4 separate regions of the Homo sapiens genome follow, and regions 2, 3 and 4 are each linked to region 1. A link is a contact called in ENCODE Hi-C data. All regions are on one chromosome and are shown on one strand. The core of a region is the stretch at or near the end of the contact, and the rest is flanking DNA. Distances in the headings are between cores, read along the strand shown.

Region 1 (2,519 bases), core at 15-2,514:
CATCCCCTTGAAAAGAGAGATAGAGACCATTACTTGAGGGAAGAGCTAAGCAGAATGTCAGAGCTTTGGCTAAGCAAACAGATATGAGCAGAGTTCTAGTTCAACTAGGAGCACAGAGTGAGAACCAGATATTGGGGCAGGAACTCTTCTGTTTGACGTCTACAGTGGGAGAGACTGCACACCTGTGAGCACAGGGATTCCTTTGTGTAGGGGTTCCTTAAAGACAGATAACAGTTTATGGGCAGATAACAGTTTCCAGAGGGATGGGGCTCCCTGTATAATGCCAGGGGCTGCCAGGATTGACTTAGGATTGACTCAGGGACTGCGTGGGGCTGACCCTGCAGGTTGAATGCTGTCAGTGATTACAACAGGGCAAGGGCACCTTGACTGTCTCAGAAACTAATAGAATCTTTCTTTGACAATAACCACTGGCGAGCATTTCCAGGAAGTCTTTGAAAATTGCTGGGAGTCTGGGCAAGAAACTCCACTCACTGAAAGCATGGTATTTGATTCATTATAAAACAGAAGGAAAAACATTAGTAATAGACGTGGTATGTCCCAGCCTTGTATAGTTGAAAGTAAAACTAAGTCATACGTTTTCAATTTGGTGTGACATTGTCTAATTTCTAAATTTATTATTATTTTGAAATTATAGGAAATGATTAGAAGTATGAGGGTGTGCTTCTTCTGTTGTTTATTTTTCACATTTGAGTCTTACTACATGTCACCATTGTCCAGCATTTCAGAGACAAAGGGAGTATTTTTGACATTCATTAAAACTGTTTTGGTGAAAGAGCTGTATTACGGTACTATTTAATTTTTATAATAGTTTATCAGAAATGAGATTAGAGCCTATTTATTGAATTATCTTATTTTGAAACTCTCACATATTTATTGAGTACAGATTAGAATCAAACTGTTTAGAATATTAGAAAAGTCTTTTTCAAGTACAAAGGGCAGAGATTATATCTGTAGGTAGTTCCCCCAAACCCCCGAGGGGAAGTTTTGTTTTAAATGTTTACATGTTTTATATTGACACATTTGTTGGCTTAAAAAATATGGCAATAGCATCTAGCATAGTGCTAGATGTATGTGGTTGCAATTTGACATTATTTTATTGATAACTATATTGTGTATAAACTTTCTTTTCATGTCTTTTTATGTGAGAGACATCAGATATTCTACTAGCTGTTAGGAGGTAGTGAAATTAAGTTGATTCTCACAGTATTTGCATCTCAGTCTTCTGCCTCAGCATGTGACCTTGCCTGTGAAGGTTCAGAATAGCTGTTTTATTATTTCGCTTAGGGTGATCGGGCTCTGGTAAATTGATTGGCACTAGCCCAACTCACAGCCTATTGAATCATGAATTTATTACTTTAGGCAACAAATAGTTTAACACCTTCCTACATGCCATACATTGTTGTCCTTGCAGGAGGTAAACTCTTGGAGAAGATGGTGGGGGATAGAACCAAGTTCCTGCCCTTAATTTATTCATTCCTATGAGAAGTGAAACATTCATGTAAAACAGATGACTCAGATTGCTGTTAAAAAAAAAAAAAAATCCAGTAGGGCAAACCTATTTGAATAACCAAATTAAGATCAGGATTGGCTGGGTGTGGTGGTTCACGCCTGTAATCCCAGCACTTTGGGAGGCCAAGGTGGGTGGATCACGAGGTCAGGAGATTGAGACCATCCTGGCTAACACGGTGAAACCCCGTCTCTACTAAAAATACAAAAAAATTAGCTGGGCATGGTGGCGGGCTCCTGTAGTCCCAGCTACTCGGGAGGCTGAGGCAGGAGAATGGTGTGAATCCAGGAGGGGGAGCTTGCAGTGAGCCGAGATCACGCCACTGCACTGCAGCCTGTGCAACAGAGCAAGACTGCATCTCAAAAAAAAAAAAAAAAAAGATCAGGATTTTGCCTAGTAACTATAGAGTTCAAGCAGAAGCAATGAAATGGTCTAAACTATAGCTTAAAAAACAATATCTGTTAAAGATATCTTTGTCAAGTAAGTCTGAATATTTTGCTTTTATAGTTAAAAAGATAATTAAATTCTGACTTTTTCATTTCATCTTTTAGAGTCTCAAGCCCCATATAAAGTTTCCAAATAAACATTAATTCTGGGTTGCTGAGAGATGTTATTCTGATAACTGAGGAATGTTTATGATTGAGGTATTAAATAAAAGGTTATCTTAACAAAAGGAGAAGGAAGGTAAATGTAGTAGAAGGCAATCTGTTAACAATATTAGCTTCATTCTTATAATGCTTTGCAGTTTACAAATGCTTTCACATATGCTGGAATCTGATTATTTCAGCGGTTCTAGGGGATTGGTAGAGAGGCTGTTGTTAGACCTACTTAATAGATGAAACAGACTCTGATGAGGAAAGGGACGTCCCCAGAACCTGAGTTAGTGGCTGGTTGGGTCCTGAACTCACACATTCGGAGTCTCCAGCATCAGTGCTCTCTGATGGGGGCCAAGAGTTAGCCTGCTTTTCATGTAAATGCCCTAGTACACATT
Region 2 (2,519 bases), core at 11-2,510, 930 kb after region 1:
TTCTTCAACAGCAGACCTCAGCTGGTGTTACAGGCCTAGTTTCAACGTCAGAGGGCCAACATCAATGATACCAGTTGTTCAGGCCCTGCTCTGATGGGCGTCTGATGGGAACCCAGCCACCATACTCTGAGAAAGCCAAGCAGCTCCATGGAAAGACCACGTGAAGGTGTTCTAGCCGCAGGGTCACCTGTGGACTTAACTGAAAGCCAGCATCAAACACCACACATGTGAGCAACTGAGCCTTCATATGATTCCAGCCCTTAATCCCTGCACCACCCCAGCTGATCTTGAGTGTAGCAAAGATGAGGTTTTCCAGCAAAGACCTGTTCAAACTGCAGGTCTGTGGGCAAAATAAATGTTAATTTCAGCCACTAAGTGTTGGGATCATTTGTTACTTAACAGCAGATAACCAGAATGGTACACATAGTATGACTTCAGAATTTACAGTGAATTCAGGGAGACAAGCATGTTCACAGATGCGTCAACCATGTCAAGGTACGACACATGTACCTTAATTGATCCATACATAAAAATGAATGTGTATGCATATGCATATCTAGTTTAGGCATAGAAAATTTCTAATACATAAAATTAAAAATAGTTACCTCTGTGGAGTAGTCCTGGGTTGTTAGGGAAGGAAGACTTCTTTTTATTTGTCTCTTTGTATGTTCTAATCCTGGTTTTATACACGTACTTACTTCATAACTTCAAAAACAGTTTAAAGTTTCAAAATAATGGTAAAATAAGAGAAAAAAGGCTAAACAAGTCCTATAGGCACCCCATGAGTACTACACGTTAGATACCCCTTGAGAACAGTAGGCAACCAAGTTGTTGGGAAAAGCTGCATTTTATCTCTGTGTCTCAGTTTCACATCTATGTAAAAAACAGTGCCAACCTCATAGGATTTTTGTGGAAATTAAAGTTCTGTAGGACTACCTGACACAATAGTAAGCACTCAATAAAAATTAATAAAAATATCTAAGAAACCTGGAGCTGCTGAGCACTGGCATGGCATATGAACACAGGGCCCCAAGTGGCAAAATTTGACTGTTACTTTAAGGAGAAATACCTTTTGTTCTCCTTATATCAAAGAATAAAAAGGAGCCAGCATTTTAGATACAATGGCAAGGGAAGGTGTAATTTGGCTCTGTAACAATGTGATAACTTCTGCAAATGCCACATTGACTTACATTTTCCAAAACACAAAAGACCATGAAATTAAAACCTCCATCCCACTTCCCCATTCTGCTTCTCCTTCTTCAGGGTGTTCACTGGGCGTGACAAGTTGTCTGTGTATTACAGATGACTGTCATCCATAGGTGGCCGAGGAAATTGTGTTTACGATAGTTTGACATCTAATGTTTAGCTTCTCCCTGTATTTTAAGAAACTAGACATTATCTCAATTATGTAAAAGAATTACCAATTTTTTCACTTGTTTTCCTGTGTAGGTTTCGCATTCAAGTTATTTAGGGTGGGCTAAGTCACTTAAAAGATCGAGTGGGGTGATTCAGCCTTCTTCTCCCCCAAAGTGTTCCATGTTCTAAAAAGTTTGCAAAAACATGATCTAGTTCTAGAAGTATGAAGGGTTGGAGTAGTCTAAGGGATAGGGAGAAGTTGAAATTGCCCATGAGATTACGTGACAGAAGACCATAACCGTAAGTATTTTCATAATTGACAAGGAGTTATTTTAAGTTTTTTAGATTTCAGGGTAATGGTGTCATCATTCTGCTTGCAAAGTCAAATGAGTAATGATCAGTTCCTCTCTGATTCAGGGACTTCTGTTGCTGCTTCCTGTTTGGTTTAACTCACCCAAGTATCTTAGAAACATGAAATATTGTTTCAGCTTGGTAAGGATGTCTGGGCTTGATTTTTTTTTTTCTTACGAACCAGGTGTTTTACCCCATGCAAATTTCTGGCATTTCAGGAAAAAATTTTTGTTTTCTTTTCTTCAACTTGAGGATGATTTCACCTACTCAAAATATAAGAAAACTCTTTACCTCCACAATTTTTTAGAAGGAAAAACCTTCCAAAAAATAGAGAAATGCTGTGTGGTCAGGAATACTTTGTTGAATTTTATTAATTTAGCCACTTTAAATCCCTTTTGGCATAAACTCAGTGAGATTAAATAAACCAAGAGAGTGACTAAATAACAAAACCTCTCTGATTCCATCACTGTGCAGTGAATATGAACAAATGTGTATGTGAATTTTAATGAATATGAAGAGTGGGCTATACAAATTACATACTTGAAGTTCTTAGTGATACGTTAAATTGAATTGTATAAGGGCATGAAGAGTTCCTAATTAACTCTATATGAAGTTCTTGAAAGAGGAAAAAAATCACCTACAAGAATTCTGTGACAACCGTTATCCAGGACTTTTAAACGCTGGTTTAAATCACCAGCAAACAAGCTGTACATAGGATTTACATAGTCAACTCATGTTGATAAAACATAGTCAGCTCCAGGTCTTCCAGACCATTTCCCCCTCATTTTGGAAAAGGAAACCATCTTCAGATA
Region 3 (2,519 bases), core at 12-2,511, 910 kb after region 1:
GCTTACGAGAAGCACATGATTGTACATGCAAGACTTAAGCGCAAAAATTCTTGCTCTAGGGCAATTCTAAATATTTTCTGTAGAAATGCTACATCGAAATTCAAATATGTACCTGGGGATTTAGAGCAAGTTGTTTAAAAAAAATCCTGAAGAGGTATTATGGTTAAAAAAAAATTTTTACATGTTAGAAATTGAAGAACGAAAAAATCAAAATAAATTCAGTTAGACATAGATTTTTCCAAATGAGTTTTCATCCCTAGAGACAAACTTTGCAATAAAAATATTAAAATGGCATAATCTAGCATTTAATAAACACACACTGAATGCCAGTCACTGTGTTAGGCACTGCACAGTTCCTTATTTAACCAACATAAGAACCCAATAAGGGTGGTTCTATTATTAACTCCATTTTAGAAAAAACAAAACTGAAGCTTAGAGAGGCAAGTGGCTTGCTCAAGATCCCACAGACACTAAGTGGTGAGCTGATATTCAATCTGGCACTCATCTATCCAAAAAAAAAAAATCTTACTTTCCAATAGCCTGAGGTATGTGCCAGCAACCCAGAGCTGAAGATAATTAGTCAACAAAATTTGTCCTCAGAAAAAGTATTTCTTATTTGATTATGAACTGAAATGACCATCAAGGACTGCAAGTAAGGATGGAAGGGAAAGAATCAGTGGAGACACAATGGGGAAAAGAGAATTAATTCTCATACTGGTTGTATCTATATAAACCATCTTCAAGTTTTTTATGCTTAATGATGTTTATTTTACCTGAGCACTTCTTCAAATAAGAAAAACAATCTTAATTTTTGCCTTGAAAAAAAAGTTTGATTGTGGTCTCAAATCTTTGGACTGGTTCACCTAGCTCCCTGAGCATCTCACCTCCTTCACCCATAATAATCAGCCAGTAATTCCAAAGCCTCTAAAATATCACCATTAGTATGAAGTCAGACAAACATATCACTCTGCCCTCAAGAGAATGTGAACACTCTAAAGGGTACAAAATAGCAATCATACCTGCTTTCGTCCCCGAGGCAGAGTAGCCACCGTGTCTGCTAGCATTTGAATCCTTCTATTATCGTCCATCGTAAGGCTGCCGGTGAGTGTGGAGTAAGAGCTATACGCTGGCCCAGCGCAGAAGTCCGCCAAATTGCCATTGCTGCTGTGTTGCAGGAGCCTTTGTAAAGACATTGTGAATAAAGATCACTCCAGCTAGCACATGGTTGAGTGGCCTTGCAGGATGGGGGAAGCTAAAAGTACAACTGTGACAAGTAATCAAAAGTAGCAAAGCAGAAAGAGCCCATGTGACCTCTGTGGTTTGAGGAACTTGTTACACAAACCCTATCTTGCTATTCACTCCCATTTCTCAAAGCTTTTTTTCTTTAAGCTCCTGAGAGAACCTGGAGCTAATTTTTACAATTTAAAGAAAAATCAACTTATTTTTTCACCTCAAACAGCCAGAATTCTTACGCTTTTATGTTCTGTGGCAAGTTGCATTCACACCACCATTTGCCATTTTTTTCTTTAGAGAAGAAAGAAAAATGTCCCCAAGTGCTACCATTTGTTTCCCATCCATTCTCTTACTTAACATTAGCAATGCAATGCAGAAGTCAGCACACGAGGACATTCAGTTCTTGTGAATATGGGCAAGAATTACAGGTGCCGGTCATAATGTTCTCTCTCGAAGTCCTTGTAATACTGTACTTTCCCTGAAGTATACCCTAGATCATTAATGTTCATCAAAAAGACATTATATCTGCCACTGAGGTTGTAACCATTCAGCATTCTTCTGGTTGTCCTTTTACTACTTTGTCCTTACAAAAATTACCCATGATCTTTACAAAGTACAATGGGAAGGGAAAGCCAGCACATTTAGGGCACAATGTTGCCATTTCTTAGACGAGACTTTGCGGCAGCATCAGCAAGTGGTCCCAGGGGAGGAAAGGAGTGGGCAGGAAGGTAACAGGCAAACCAAGGTGGCACCAAGAACATTGCCTGTTGGTCCCTGCATGTGCATATGGGTCAAGGGCACCATCACCAAGTACTCAAGATCACAGATGCTTTTTTTTTTTTTCCTTTGGCTGAGGTTGGGGGCAGGTAGTTTTGAGAGAACTGGTTTCAGTGGAGGAGTAGGGGAGGCAAGTAAAAGGAAGAATCGAAACAAAAGTCAAAAAGAGAAGTTTTATATGGCACAAAAAGTCAAATGTGCTTTTTAAAATCTCTGAAGATCAATACTAGCATTTGAAAGAGTTAGCAAATCTTTGAACTAAAATGAAATGTGTGTGTACTGGAAGTGAAGATGAATTCAACTCAAGTAGAAATTGCCAAATATAAATAGTAAAATCTGAATTAATAGTGCTTCAAAAGTTGAAGCCAATTATAGATTTTAAAAACTCTATCACAGCATGACTCATTATACTGGAATTGAATTTTGACATGGACAAAGTGATATCACCACAAACATATAACGGTCTAAATCAGGAATTAAAAACACATACGTTTTCAGAAGCCAGGTAA
Region 4 (2,519 bases), core at 14-2,513, 620 kb after region 1:
CATGTTATTTAAGGGACTGGAAGCAAACCAGAAACTAGAGAAAGGTATCAAAACATCAATGGCATGGAAGTGGCAATCAAATACTAGATGTAGTCTCTCAGAAATGCTGTTGAAAGGTTTTGTGCATTGGGAGAAAGGTTAAAGTATCTGACATCTGAGTTCTTTCTGATTTAGGGACTATGATCAATTATTGCAGCAAAATGTGAAGTGAATTTGATTGAATCTGACTTCAACACTGTATTTTATTATATATCTGTACTATTAACTAATGAATTCAGAAATGTAGCTTGTATAAGTAGGCACAGATATGAAAGCTTACTAGGACTACGAGTTCCTTTGGCACTGTTTTACATCATGGGAGTAGGGGCCACGTATAAAAACAATACACACATACACACATGTGTATCCTTATGTTCCCTTTAATTACTGTGTACATAGTTTGCTGCATTATAGTGGCCAGCATATATATACATATATAATCTTCATAGTTGATTTGTGACATTTTTCTCTGATGTGCTACAACCATTTGGAAATATGCTCTCTGAAGAATGAATATGTGAGTTTTTAGTGTGCATACAATTTTTCACTGCTTATGAAAGAATCAAGTGTATAAACTACGCATAATAAATGTAAATAATTGACAGACTCTGCCAGTATAATCTGAGTTTGTAAGCAACGAGACGTCAAAGGCCACTTGAACATTATTTCCTTATACAGCAACCAAAATATGAGGCACCATTATAAGTTAAGGCATTAACATAAGTAGAATGCAAAAAAGAAAATGAATTAAGCTCCCTCCTTACCCACAGCCTTAGTATATTTTATTTTAACTTTTCCCAAAGTTGTTTTTCCATGTGTCACTTCAACCTTTTCAGTATGTTCAGGCCAAATGTGTTCCTTCCCTGAGCTCCCAGTTGACCTTTAGATATCACATTATATAGTATGTAGTTTATACAACCTGAAGGAACCCCAATTCTCACCAAATTGTAGGTACACTTAAGGTCACATTATAAGAAGCAAACCTATTGCTTTGAAAGCACCTCTTACTTTCCCAACACAAAACCCCTGCTGCCTTCTCTTTACAGATCTTCTTACTCTCCTCTAGAATGTCCTTGGAAATGTCTATGGGGAAGATTCTCCAACAGGTGCTCCTACAATAGGTTGATTGTAAACCTGCTCAGACAGACAGCCTTTTTGTTTAACGTCTTTTCAGCAGCAGTCTCCCTTGTCACTCCACTCAATGTCATGGTCTTCCTGTTCTGCTTGGATCACTGCCCGTTACTGCCTAAGGGCAGTCCATCATGCCACCAAGATTCCTTGGGCTATTTCCTGCACCATCAATGCCATTGCATTCCAGGACGAGCCCTGCTTTCCCTCTGCCTCTCATCTCTAAGCCACCAAATAATATTTTTACTGCCTACTGGGTCTCCTGGGCTTCCTGCTCATCTGCAAATAGCAATGCACAATAGATATAAATGTGCTCAGCTCCTCTAGAAAAGCCCTGCAGTTCTTCATCCTAAGGATATTAATAGTAGCTACACTTACTGAAAACCAAATACATGTCTGAAACTTGTATAAGTGCTTTAGACATACAGTTGGCCCTCTGCCTCCATTCCGCATATACGGGTTTGGCCAACAGTAGGTTGAAAATACTTGAAAAAATATTTTAAACAGTAAAAAAGTATGATAATAAAAGGCAATACAAATTTAAAAACCAATATAGTATAATAACTACACAGCATTTACATTATATTAGGTATTATAAGTAATCTAGAGATTATTTAATGTATACAGGAGGATGTATTTAGGTTATATACAAATACTACGCCATTTTATATAAACAACTTGAGCACCTGTGGATTTTTGGTATCCAGGGAGGGAGGTCCTGAATATTTTGGTATCTGGGAACAATCTCCACCAGATACCAAGGAGTGACTCTACAGACTCATTTTAATCTTTATGAAAACTCTCTAATATAGGTGCTATTTTTCACATAGAAATAACTTACCAGAGGATACTCAGCTACTAAATGGCAGAGGCCCCATTTGAACCCAGGCAGTCTGGCTCTGAAGCTTGTACTCATAACCACTATACTACCCAGCAAGTGTTTGAACCATCAAGGTCTCCTAAGAGCCATATGTTCTTCTCCTCTAATTCCCAGGCTCTGCTGCTGACTCTGAAATTTCTGGCCAGCCATCAGTTTCCCTCTAAGGGATATTTTCTCTAGATATTTTCCTAGGTAGTTTCAGTCAAATCTCTACAATTTAATTATTCATCCTAATTCAAATAAATTGACATGAATGTCTTAATCTGTGATGAGATCAAAATTCAAGATCATTTTCAAGTAATTTCTAGCCACATAAAACTTAGGGGATACAATTAGATGTGAAAAAAAGGTTGCTTTACTCACAGATGGTGCCTATCCCAACTGGTTCTCTGGCTCAGCAGGAATCTTCTCCCACTTGTTGACTGCTATGACTCCCTAGATTGGCTACGAGACCTATGAGGTTTAACTTTAT

The links. A loop is a pair of places that touch in the nucleus more often than their neighbours do. Pooled maps may share reads with other maps.
Region 2: a map with no recorded cell type shows a loop between it and region 1 (4-fold over the local background). The contact joins two enhancer-like sites. A Hi-C loop is called at or near these places in 8 of 37 single-sample maps with no recorded cell type and 4 of 50 pooled maps.
Region 3: a pooled map shows a loop between it and region 1 (2.9-fold over the local background). The contact joins the promoter of CYTIP here to the enhancer-like site in region 1. A Hi-C loop is called at or near these places in 2 of 37 single-sample maps with no recorded cell type and 2 of 50 pooled maps.
Region 4: a map with no recorded cell type shows a loop between it and region 1 (3-fold over the local background). The contact joins two enhancer-like sites. A Hi-C loop is called at or near these places in 2 of 37 single-sample maps with no recorded cell type and 4 of 50 pooled maps.

The regions. Positions count from the first base shown.
Region 1 is chr2:156,536,932-156,539,450 of GRCh38, forward strand. The region is part of intron 6 of GPD2 (glycerol-3-phosphate dehydrogenase 2); the gene reads left to right. Among named protein-coding and RNA genes, the nearest start is that of GPD2, 100 kb to the left of the region's middle. RefSeq lists an enhancer at 1,720-1,779. Within about 2 kb of position 1,265, at least 2 of the 41 ENCODE cell types and tissues checked have a DNase peak (open chromatin) inside an H3K27ac peak, as active enhancers do.
Region 2 is chr2:157,467,816-157,470,334 of GRCh38, forward strand. All of the region lies in intron 3 of LOC105373712 (a long non-coding RNA gene), which reads right to left. Among named protein-coding and RNA genes, the nearest start is that of CYTIP, 25 kb to the left of the region's middle. RefSeq lists an enhancer at 1,326-1,545. Within about 2 kb of position 1,261, at least 8 of the 41 ENCODE cell types and tissues checked have a DNase peak (open chromatin) inside an H3K27ac peak, as active enhancers do.
Region 3 is chr2:157,442,828-157,445,346 of GRCh38, forward strand. CYTIP (cytohesin 1 interacting protein) reads right to left here and starts at 1,262. Exons shown (of 8, transcript NM_004288.5): 1 at 1,020-1,262. The coding sequence starts at 1,193. RefSeq lists enhancers at 923-1,022, 1,063-1,112.
Region 4 is chr2:157,159,038-157,161,556 of GRCh38, forward strand. No RefSeq gene overlaps it. Among named protein-coding and RNA genes, the nearest start is that of GALNT5, 97 kb to the right of the region's middle. Within about 2 kb of position 1,264, at least 2 of the 41 ENCODE cell types and tissues checked have a DNase peak (open chromatin) inside an H3K27ac peak, as active enhancers do.